Regions from separate parts of the Mus musculus genome. Here region 1 is linked to region 2. A link is a loop called in an ENCODE intact Hi-C map of the cell type or tissue named here. Cell type or tissue: gastrocnemius. All regions are shown on one strand. Region 1 overlaps Gm31536 (a long non-coding RNA gene). Region 2 overlaps Ephb2 (Eph receptor B2).

The links. A loop is a pair of places that touch in the nucleus more often than their neighbours do. Peaks named below come from ENCODE experiments on the same cell type or tissue, not always from the same donor. Only the 100,000 strongest peaks of a DNase experiment are listed, where the experiment ranks them.
Region 1: it touches region 2 in a loop (4-fold over the local background); 13 of 42 quality-filtered maps call a loop at or near these places.

Annotation. Positions count from the first base shown.
Region 1 is chr4:136,839,880-136,842,379 of GRCm38, reverse strand. Gm31536 (a long non-coding RNA gene) reads right to left here. Exons shown (of 5, transcript XR_881502.3): 3 at 2,324-2,433; 4 at 1,318-1,451; 5 at 306-754. Among named protein-coding and RNA genes, the nearest start is that of Ephb2, 5.1 kb to the right of the region's middle. In gastrocnemius, a CTCF peak has its summit at 1,073 (motif pointing right); a DNase peak (open chromatin) is centred at 1,094.
Region 2 is chr4:136,695,401-136,697,900 of GRCm38, reverse strand. It overlaps Ephb2 (Eph receptor B2), which reads left to right. Exons shown (of 16, transcript NM_010142.4): 4 at 1,747-1,902. Among named protein-coding and RNA genes, the nearest start is that of Lactbl1, 74 kb to the right of the region's middle. In gastrocnemius, no CTCF peak of the experiment used is centred here; DNase peaks (open chromatin) are centred at 389 and 1,182.

The DNA.
Region 1 (2,500 bases), 140 kb before region 2:
CTCAATACCCAGGTTCCAGCCCTTTTCTGGACCCTGGGACCTAGAGGTGAACAGAATGTGGGTCTGTCAAAAGTCAGGGGACACAGGAGGTGTGGGCTAGCAGGCAGGAAATCCGGTATGACTCAGACACACTGTAAGGCACGTGTTCAAATTGGTGTCTCATTCTACATTGTTTTGTTTTGCAATAACACTCTTGATTTATGATCCTCCCAAGTGCTGGGAGTATGGACATATGCCGCCATACCCAGTTTGCACTCTTTATCATTATTATTTTTTTGAGACACTACATATTAAGACTACAAGCCTAAGCCCTCACGTTCAGCTTTATTATGCTCTGTTAATGAATCTGTAAGGTTCAGACCCATTTTGTAGATAAAGCAATAGCCAGACATAAAGTTCATGCCTACATTCCCAACATTGAGGAGGTTGAGGCAGGAGGATCATAAATCACATGACAAGGCTGTGCACAAAAAGACACACACACACACAAAATCAACAAACAAAATAATAAAGAGACTGAGAATTAAGGAAGTTAAGGACTTTTCCTGCTCAAAGTCACACATGGCCCCAACATATCATTCTCTAGGTTCAACCCTCCCCCACTCTCTGTGCTGTGAGACAATTGGGGGTGGGGTGAAGGAAATCAAGGCGTGTGCCATCAGCTTGCTGGTGAAGGTATCTGTGGCAGGTCTGTTGGAGTGGGCGTCATGTGACAGGACTTTGAGAATGGCATGGAGAGTGTGGCAGAGAGGATCTGTGGATGACAAGAGCCAAGAGCTGAGCACAGGGAGAATACCACAGGAAACAGGGCCTGGGTTGAACAGCGGAGATGATGCTGGGGAATGAAGTCGTCCAGCCTCTGGGGAGCCTTGAATGTCAGGATAGGGGGTTGTATTTACTGAAGAAGACAAATGAGGATCCAGGAAAGCCTATAGCAGGAAAGTTGCTTGATCAGAGGTGTAGGAATTTAGAAAAACCCATCTAGAGGTCTGGATTAGATGAGACCCCAGTACCTCCTTCCTCTGTTTAGATCTCTGCCTAGACCAGGCTCCTAGAGAATGCACTAATGCCAGAGGCCACCAGATGGCAGTAGAGGAATCAGCTGCCCAGAACCTCAGCCCAGCCCAGTCACCTCTACCTCCCAGTGACAAAGACTCAGGGCTGGCTTCAGACTCAAAGTGGCTTTCAAGGGAAGCCTCCCTCCCGGTTGCTTTGTCCACTCTTGCTCTGTGCTCAGAGGATCGTCCACAATGGAGCGATGCTCTCAGACGCCTTCAGGGGAGCACGGAGTCAACAAGAGTTGCTGACATTTCCTACCTTCTGGTCCCTGGAGGAGTCTGTCGCCCTTAGTCATGATGTAACAACCAGAACACACATACACTGTGTGCTAGGAGAAGAAAGTCAGGAGTCAGCACTGTGCATACAAGGCTGTAGTTATACCAAAAATGTGCCTAGAAGGGGCGGGGGGAAAGCCAAGAATGAAATGGGTCACCAAACATAAGCAGTACTTCTCAGGGTAGGGGACATTGGGTAAATCTTGCACGCACACACACACACACACATATACATACATATATATACATATATATATATACACACACACACACACACACACACACACATATATATATATATATATGAAGTGTTCATTGTCATCTTTATTTTTCACAATAAGAGCACATGATTTTATCAGAAGGTTAAAAAAAAGTTTTCTCAAAATAGGGAGGGCAGCCATCCATGTGGGCACACTCTGCAGTTTGAAACAAAAAGCAGTATAAGTTTGAGGTCAGCCTGGTCTACCTAACGAGTTCCAGGCCAGCCATGGCTGCATTGTGGAGACCTCGTCTCAGATAGAAATAAAGAGGGGGATGGGTCAGATACTGGCTGTCAAGATGAGCTTTCCCAGCTCCTCCTCTGGGAAGCCTCCTCCTTTCTCCAGGGGAAAGGCTGCGAATCCCTCCTCTGCCCTGGGAGAGTTTGGACAAATGTCTATTTTCACTTTTTCACCCTGCAGGACAGGGAACGCTGTTAGTGTTTAGCGTGGCATCAGCTAGCCTCACACTGCGTAGCTGAGGATGCCTCTGACTTTTTGATTCTCCTGCCTCCGGCTCCTGAGTGCTGGAATTAAAGGTGTGCACCACCTTTTCCAGTTTTTTGAGACTCTGGGAGCGGAACCTGGCACTTTGCGCATGCTAGGCAAGCACTCTAGCAACTGAGATGCATCACAGCTCCCAGATCTACCTTTGTGCTCCTTGTCACATGGGGCTATCCAGCATTCAACGTAGGGCAGATGTAAACAGAGACGTGCTAAAAAGCGAGATACCAGATTGCAGCCTGTGTGGTCCTCCCTCTCAGATTGTAGCTGGTGTCGTCCTCCCTCTTGTAATCTCAGTATTGGGGAAGCTGGGGCAGGAGAACCGGGTTATTCAAAGCCTGGGTGATACAAAGCACTGGGTTATACAAAGCACTGTCTCAAATCGTAACAAGGTAAGAAAAAAAA
Region 2 (2,500 bases):
GAGCTTCCGAAGCCTGGTTGTTTGTGATGAAGTCCTTTCTCCCCTTGTGGTCCTACAGGGCCTGGTCAGGATAGCATGAGCCACAGTGGCCAATGATTAGCTTGGTTACATTGCCAACCTGTGTCCTGAAGCAAGCAGGAGAGGCAGGCCTGAGAGGGGCTGTTTTCTGATGCTCATAGGGAGTTGTGCTGGGCTTGGTACTAAGCAGAGCCCACCCACTCCCTGTCTCATGTGCTTTGTTCCCTGGAACTTCATTGTTGTGTGGCCGGAAATGTTTTACCACTGAGCTCAGAGAGGTCAGCTATGGCATCCATGGCCACTCAGCAGCTTGGTTTTGAACAGGTAACTGTGTATCTATGCCAAGATTGTTCCTTCGCACAGCAGGGAGCTGGCAGGTTGCTCTCAGCAGCACTAACTGCTGTTTTACAGACACGGAAGTCGGGTGGGTCACGCTACACACTCAGGTGGATATGAATTCAGCAGACGGCCTGCTCCCTATAAACCATGTTCACTGCCATCCCAACCTCATATTCTCTGAAGCTCTCTTCCCACTGAAGCATTTATGCAGCACTTGCTGAATACCAGCTTCTCAGCTAGGCAGATAAGGCAAGCAACAGTTAATGAGGTGCAGCTTCATTTCTGGGGCAGCTAAGAAAATGGCCAGGAAACCCTGTATGTACATGGGTAATTATGTCAGGAGAGTGAATTTGGGGTTTGTCTCAAGCCCCAGGAAAGGCAGGATCTCTGTCCTGGAGGCTCAGCCAGGGAAAGATGTAGTGCTAAGACTAGGACTTGAAAGGTAAACACCAAACAGCAGGGCTGGAAAGACGAACTAGGATGATTTATGTTAGCTGTCTGTATACAAGGAAATGGATGTTCAGAGAGGTACAGTCACCTGCTAAAAGTCACACAGCACCTAGGTAAACTAGCAGCATTTCATCCCAGAGAGCTTTTCCTCTGAAGTTCTTTTCCCTCCACCTCTTCACATAGACAGAGGCTGAGAGGGCAGGGCCAAACTACCAACCTCTGGATTTTCTTCCCAGGCCAGCAAAACAGGTATATGGATTTGAACCCATCCACACTCACATGGCTGCCTGCAGTAGAACCTAACCCGTGCATGGCCTGGCTGCAAGGTCGCTGGCTCATCAAGAGTGGGAGAGCCCAGACGGCTAGGTGCTGCCTGGGTGTAGACACTGCCCCCTCAGGTTGAGCTCGGTACTGCAAGCCCCCTCTTTTTTTACACATTTACTAAACTTTACATGGTGTGTAGCCTGGTATGGGCTTGTGTCAGGCATCACATGTGCATGTATAGAGTGCTCACCTCAGACCCAGATAGTTCTCTGTGACTCCAGAAGTTTCCTCAGTGTGTACCAGGTCACTCAGGGTATGGTCTGACTGCCCAGCACTATATCAAACCGTGTCTATGATCTAGAGCCCAGTTACCTGGTTACAGCTAACCAGGTTAGGAATCCAGACTTCATCAAGCCTCTCCAGGCTGAGGAACAGATGGGCCAGCACAATGAAGGGTGATTGCTGAGGGCACTGAACCCACAGGCAACTTCAGAGACAAACATAAACAGGTCTTCTAGAAATCCTGGGCCAGAGCCGGGCTGCCATGCTGGACCTGAGACCCCAGAACTTCAGGAGCTAGGTTTCCAGGATCACAGCTAGGGCTATCTCCTCATACTACAGCCTCTCGCTGTCTTGCCTGGGCTCCTTGGTGACCCTCCCTATGTTCTTTTCCAGGTTGTCCATCAGGAACCTTCAAGGCCAACCAAGGGGACGAAGCCTGCACCCACTGTCCCATCAACAGCCGCACCACCTCCGAGGGTGCCACCAACTGTGTATGCCGCAACGGCTACTACAGGGCCGACCTGGACCCCTTAGACATGCCTTGCACAAGTACGTCTTCTCTTGCCCCCAATCGACCCACAGGAAGGCTTGGAGCAAGGGGAATGGCCACAGAGCAGCCGAGCGCCTAGGGGAGGGAACAGAAAGCTGGCTCTGTGTTGGCATATGGCCTGTGCCCCTTCCACTCAGTCATGTGAGGATAAAGTCAAGGTCTTGACTCACATTGGGGCAGGAGGAGGCTTGGTGTTGTGCACTCAGTGTCCAAGCTGAGTAGTGTTCTACCCCCACCTCAGTCAGGGATGACACTCACAGGGCTGACCCCAGTGACTTAGACATATAGACCTGTTCTGTCACGTTAAAGGACTCAAAGGGCTCAGAAAGGTGACTTCATGATGGCTGCTAAGGCGTGTGCCTTTCCCCACAAGGTCAATTCTAATACTGCTGCTTAAGCTCCAGCGGTACACACACACATATACTCACACATATACACACACACATACACACACACATAAACACACACATACACACATATACACATAAACACACACATATACACATACACACATAAACACACATACATACACACACATAAACACACACACATATACACACACATACACACATACACTTAAACACACACATACACACA